Regions from separate parts of the Homo sapiens genome. Here region 2 is linked to region 1. Evidence: chromatin loops called from intact Hi-C (ENCODE). Cell type or tissue: heart right ventricle. All regions are shown on one strand. Links, peaks and the distances in the headings refer to the core of each region. The heading gives the core; the rest is flanking DNA.

Region 1 (2,888 bases), core at 165-2,664:
GCAGTGAGGGTGTCTTACTGGCCAGGATAGGGCCTCGCCCACTCCAGAGCGCAGCACTCACTGCCCAGAGGGTCCTGAAAGGCCACCCACGTGGCCTGCAGCAGGAGACAGCCCGCCCCACAGCTGACTGCTCCCAGGCAGCGCTGGCAGAAGCCACACAGAGCACTGCAGCCAGGCCCAGCCTGTGGGTGCTCAGCTCACCAGGGTGAACACCAGGTAGTACAGGGCTGTGGTAGGCAGGAGGAAGAGCAGGATGGTGAAGAGCAGAGTCCCGATGAACAGCTGTAGGGAGGGGCCAGCACACCGGGCATCAGCAGGACCCCGCGCCCAGGGACGGCCCAGCACTGTGCCCTCCCCCATCCCGGAGCTGCAGTCGGGACCTTGCGGCTTCCTGAGGGAACTCGGGATGGCCTGCTCAGAAGCAGTCCCAGTAGCAGGAGGGCTGTCCACCCACACCCCACGGACTAGGGGACTCGCAGGGAGACAGGTGGGGGCCAGACCACCCAAGACGGTGCGTGGCCACACAGTCACCAAGAACATGCTCTGCATGGCAGCATCCAGCGGCTGCGGCAAGTGTGAGCAGCAGACGGGCCCGGGCAACTCTAGTCTCCGAGCCCGGGCACCTCTAGTCTCCGGGCCCGGGGCACCTCAAGTCTCCGGGCCCGGGGCACCTCTAGTCTCCGGGCCCGGGGCACCTCTAGTCTCCGGGCCCGGGGCACCTCAAGTCTCCGGGCCCGGGGCACCTCTAGTCTCCGGGCCCGGGGCACCTCAAGTCTCCGGGCCCGGGGCACCTCTAGTCTCCGGGCCCGGGGCACCTCTAGTCTCCGGGCCCGGGGCACCTCTAGTCTCCGGGCCCGGGGCACCTCTAGTCTCCGGGCCCGGGGCACCTCAAGTCTCCGGGCCCGGGGCACCTCTAGTCTCCGGGCCCGGGGCACCTCTAGTCTCCGGGCCCGGGGCACCTCTAGTCTCCGGGCCCGGGGCACCTCTAGTCTCCGGGCCCGGGGCATCTCTAGTCTCTGGGCCCGGGGCACCTCTAGGGCCTGTGCCTGCACCACCTTCGGGGCTGTGTGTCTGTCTCTTCTCTGTGGCCCAGGGAAGCTCTGCGCTGCTTCAGAGCCCCACGTGCAGCCCACACCGCAGACTTATCTATTCCCAGGGCCTGTGCGCGGCCTCAGCTGCAGGACGGGAGCAGGCTGCCCCCTTGTGGTGCCCAAGCACCGCGCTGGCCCAGCGGGCACAGGCCGGAGGCAGTCAGCCCCTCCAGCCACGAACCCTGCCCCATACCTGGTCCAGGTCATAGGAACAGGAGTCCACGCGCTGGCGCAGAACGTTCCACTTCTTCCCCCGGAACAGACGCCACAGTGAGGACAGGCCATGGATCTTCAGGCAGTACAGCCTACAGGACGCAGTGCTGTCGGGCCCGGCCCCGCCCCGCCCCGCCCCGCCCCCGCCCCACTCGAACGCCCGCCCAGCCGGAGCCTCTGCACCTCCCAGGGGGCGGTGGGGAGGGGGAAGCCCACGCCCACCTGGCTCCATAGACGTAAAAGCAGTAGATGTGGAAGGTGAGGAGGGCGATAATGTCCGAGAGGAGGGACAGGGCCACCGTCAGGCCCAGGCAGGCCGAGAGGCCCACGTGCCAAAGGATGTGCTCCACGAAGGGGGACATGAGGTGGATGTAGCCTGGCAGGGTGGGGTAGGCCCTCAGGAGGCGCTCAGACCCCAGCCCTCGGCCCAGCACAACCCTCACACACACAGGACATGAGGTGCGTGTAGCCTGGCAGGGTGGGGTCAGCCCTCGGGAGGTGCCCAGGCCCCAGCCCTCAGCTGAGCACAGCAGGCCTCACACACACAGGACGCTGGGGAGCAGAGTTGGGGGCACAGGGGGCGGGGTCTGGCTGGGTCCCTACCCTCTTCAGCAAGCTCTGGGGTCCCTGGGGCCCCCGCCTGCCCTGCACTCACTGATCCACAGGTGGATGTGGTAGAGGAAGAAGCGGCCCAGCACCTGGTCCAGTGCACGGTTCATCTTGAGCCCGGCGGGAGCACCCATCAGCCACTGCAGCAGATGCTGGAGCTCCTCGGCCACGTGCTGCAGGGACACAGGGGCCACGCTGGGGCGGGGGCAGCCAGGCTCAGCACCTGCATCTCCCCAGGCTCTTTCGTGATGGGCTCCCACCTTGGCCAGCCTTCCCTCCTCCAGGGTCTACCGCGTCCTAGCGTGGACAGCACACGGGCTCCCCTTCACAGATGGCTCCGGGATTGGGGTCTGAGGAGGCTGGTCTGGAGGCCTCTCTCTGCAGGCCTGGGTGACATGGCCGGGCCCACAGGGCATCCGCGTGGCCCCCTGCCTGCACCCACCTCTACCATCTTCCTCCCCTCTCACTACCTCGGCCACAGGACCCACTGGAGCCCTCGGCCCCAAACACGTGGACGCACTGAGGCCTGGCAGACCCTGATTCGGCTCCAGCCCTGCAGGGAAGCCCACAGCTGACACAGTCCCCTCCAGAGGCCCCACCCCATCGCAGAGGCTGGGGGCTGCCCGGGATGACCACAGGTGAGCGAGACAGTGCCAAGCCCATCAGGGCCACAGCGACCAGGCAGGAGGACAGGTCCCCAGAGGGAGGATGGCGTCAAGTTGAGGGCACAGGCACCCCCAAGAGCAAACAGGGAAGCAGGGTCTTGGCCGCCCAGGAAGAAACTCAGCATCCAGAGGCTGTGCCCCAGCGGGCAGACCCCAAGGGAGCCTCAGCCTCCCCACTAAGGAGACAGTGAGTGACACCTTGGCCCCCACTTGCCCATTGCGCAGGCCCCTTCCAAGCCTGGGCCAAGGCCTCAGCCACAGCAGGACTGGCAAGAAGGAGAAAAGAACACTTTTTTTTTTTTTTTTTTCT
Region 2 (2,888 bases), core at 286-2,785, 82 kb before region 1:
AAGGGGCCACGGCTGCCTTCCCAGAGGCCCTGGGTCACAAGGCTGCCCGGACGCCAGGGCTACAGATGAGGCCTCTGCCCCAGCTCTGAGGATCCCAGGTAGGGGTCCTGAGGGCCACAGGGCTTCTGCGGGGCACTCACCAATGCCACCGTCATCCGCCTCCCAGGACAAGAAGCAGCGGCCGGCACGCGTGTCCCAGACACAGACCTGGCCAGAGCTGGTGCCACAATAGAGCAGGGGAGGTGCCCCGTAGCAGAGCGAGGTCAGCTCTCCAGCCCCCACTGCCTCTGGGACTGGCTCTCGACGCACCTGGCAAAGTATGAGAGTGGCCATGGGTCAGCAGTGTCCCGGGGCCCAGGCAGATTCCACCCCACAAAACAACCCCTGGGCCCAAACGCTGAACGGGTGGCACCTGAAGGCTGATGTCTGCCCCACGCTGCTGAAGGAGCCAGAAGGTGACAGTGCCCTGGCCCACACAGGTGAGCTCGCCGGCGTCCCAGGGGTTGAAGGCCACACCATGCACCGGCTCCGGGAGGCGGGTGGAGGACACGAGGTCATAGGTGGCCGTGCCCCACAGGGCGAGGGTGCGGCCATCGTGGTCCCCTGGGAAGGACACAGAGCAGCCACGTCAGGTGCACAGATGCAGCCCCCCCCGGGGTCTAGGGAAGCCCCTGGCCTCCACCCTCCCTCCCACTGACCCAGTGTGACAAGAAGCCTGTCATCTGGTGAGAAGGCCAGGGCCAGCACGGTGGTGCTATGGGGGAAAATGAGATGCTGGCAGAGGCCGCCAGACACGTCCCAGACGCGGATCTGACAATGGGCGGTCGTGCTGCTTCGGCCCGAGGCAGAGGCCAGGACCTGGCAGGCAAGAGGCCAGGCGTGAGTGGGGAGGCCGTGGCTGGCTGGAGTGGAGGCTGGGGTGGCCGTCTGCTCCGTCTTTGGTGGTGAGAACCCGCACCGGTCCGGGAGCTGGGTTCTGCCGGGCACGGTGGCCCTGGGAGAGGAGGAGGGCGATGCAGGCGGGCACCTGGGCACTGTGGCTGAGGGCCAGCGTGGAGATCTCCGCAGAGTGGCCGGACCAGTGCTGCTGGGCGCCAGAGTGCAGGTCCTCCACCACCACCAGGCGGCCGCACGTGTAGGCAAAGAAGCCTGTGCGCAGAGAGGGCGGGGCCTGAGGCCGGGCCGGGGGGGGGGGGGGGCGGGGAGGGGCCTGGGGAGGGGCCGAACAGGGGGCGGGGCCTGGGCCGAGCCGTGGGGCGGGGCCAAGGGGTTAGCATCGTCCCAGCTGCGCCCTCCCCAGCGTCCAGTAGCCAAAGTGCTTCACAGGACCTCGGCTGGAGCGCCAGGAGGCGCTACCGGGAGAACAGAGCCCCACACTGATGGCTGGCGCTCATTTGCCACCAGGTCCTGGCCTTGGGGTGGAGACGGCTGGACCACGCGCGGCCGCATCTTGGCTGGGGGTGGGGGTAGGCTCTTGGCCCCCACCTGTGTCCGGCCTCCAGACCATGTTGGCCCGCCCATTCCCGCTGTAACCGACGACAGCCTTCAGACGCAGCCACCCACCGCTGGCGGGAGGCGGGCAAGTGCCCTGCGAGGAAGGAGACCCGGATGCTGCTGGGGCCCAGCATGGCCACCTGTGCCCCAAAGCCTGCACATGGGAGGCTGTGTTGGGGCACACCCAGGCCAGCTGCAGAGGACACCCAGGGGCAGACGGGGAAGCTGGGGTAGGAGGTGTGGGAGCTGTGGGCACTGTGCCAGGGCCAGGAGGGGCACAGGCCCGTGGGGCTCTCATCAAGGGCAGCTGCTGGGTGAGAGGGGAAGGCAGGTCAGCAGGAGGCCACCACAGAGTCCCGTCTGGAGGCCAGCGGAGGGCAGGGGTGGGGGTGTGGGATGAAGTTGCCTCCAGGGGACAGGCGCCCAAGGGCCAGAGCCATCACCTTTGGCGACCAAAAGCAACCCTGAGGAGGTGCTGGGGAGCCCTGCGGGGGGCCTCTGTGCTTGCTGGGGATAAAGAGGGCTCCCAGAAACCACTCCCCACCTTGGCAGAGTGGGGGCTGCAGCTGACCCTGGCAGGCGTGAAGGCCTTGCAGGAAGCCAGGTAGGTGGTGCGTGGGGCCCCCGAATTCCTGGTGTCCCTGGCGCCTGGCAGGGAGGAGGCAGAGCTTGTGGCATTACACTGCCCTGAGCTCTTCAGAGACCCCACACTACACGCAGTCTCCCCACAAGCCCCTGGTCTACCACACAGTGAGAACTGCACGGCGGGGCACAGGCCGGAGCCACAGACGCAGGCAAACCGTGTCCCACTGCAGGTGACCTTGCCTCGTCACACGGGGGACTCACCGACCGTCCTCAGGCCCCTGCACCGGCACCAGCGTCCCTGCCCTGCCCTCCACTGCTCACGGGGTTGGCCGGGGGAACGGGGAGGCAGGGCAAGCCCCCAGGAGCCCACTGCCGCAGCCCAGGCCCCGTCTCCAGCCCTGCCAGCCTCCTCCTCCGTGAGCACAGGTGGGCCTGAGGCCTGCCCAAGCCCCTCGGGGTCACAGCTCTCCTCACAGGGTCCTTCCTCATCTGACGGGGACAAGGTGCCTGGGGCCAAGGGGGAGAGGAAAAGCTGCCCCCATCCCGACCCCACCGTGTTCCACCTGATGAGGCTAAGGAGGAGAGGAAAAGCTGCCCCCACCCCGACCCCACTGTGTTCCACCTGATGAGCAGCGATGGCACCTGCACCCCAGAGCTGGACGTGCGTGAGTACCTGCTGCCACTGGGCCTGTGCCCTCTCAGACCCCCGAATCCCCCCACTCCTCCAGGACCCCTGCTGCTCACCATCGCCACCTTCGGGAGGCCTGGCACAGACGCCCAGCCGTGGTGGAGATGCCTGACATGGCTTG

What was found. Hi-C counts contacts between places; a loop is a spot of excess contacts. Peaks named below come from ENCODE experiments on the same cell type or tissue, not always from the same donor. Only the 100,000 strongest peaks of a DNase experiment are listed, where the experiment ranks them.
Region 2: it touches region 1 in a loop (2.0-fold over the local background); 63 of 110 quality-filtered maps call a loop at or near these places.

Annotation. Positions count from the first base shown.
Region 1 is chr16:577,577-580,464 of GRCh38, reverse strand. It overlaps PIGQ (phosphatidylinositol glycan anchor biosynthesis class Q), which reads right to left. Exons shown (of 11, transcript NM_004204.5): 5 at 1,960-2,086; 6 at 1,527-1,680; 7 at 1,285-1,396; 8 at 202-282. Among named protein-coding and RNA genes, the nearest start is that of PIGQ, 9.1 kb to the right of the region's middle. RefSeq lists a silencer at 1,088-1,137. In heart right ventricle, for the core only: a CTCF peak has its summit at 1,223 (motif pointing left); a DNase peak (open chromatin) is centred at 1,204; H3K4me3 peaks cover 421 bases.
Region 2 is chr16:659,312-662,199 of GRCh38, reverse strand. WDR90 (WD repeat domain 90) reads right to left here. Exons shown (of 41, transcript NM_145294.5): 26 at 2,824-2,888; 27 at 2,039-2,142; 28 at 1,486-1,588; 29 at 1,028-1,149; 30 at 699-858; 31 at 413-603; 32 at 141-309. Among named protein-coding and RNA genes, the nearest start is that of RHOT2, 7.4 kb to the left of the region's middle. RefSeq lists an enhancer at 1,924-2,814. In heart right ventricle, for the core only: CTCF peaks have their summits at 1,118 and 1,330 (motif pointing right); a DNase peak (open chromatin) is centred at 1,239; H3K4me3 peaks cover 567 bases; H3K27ac peaks cover 1,259 bases.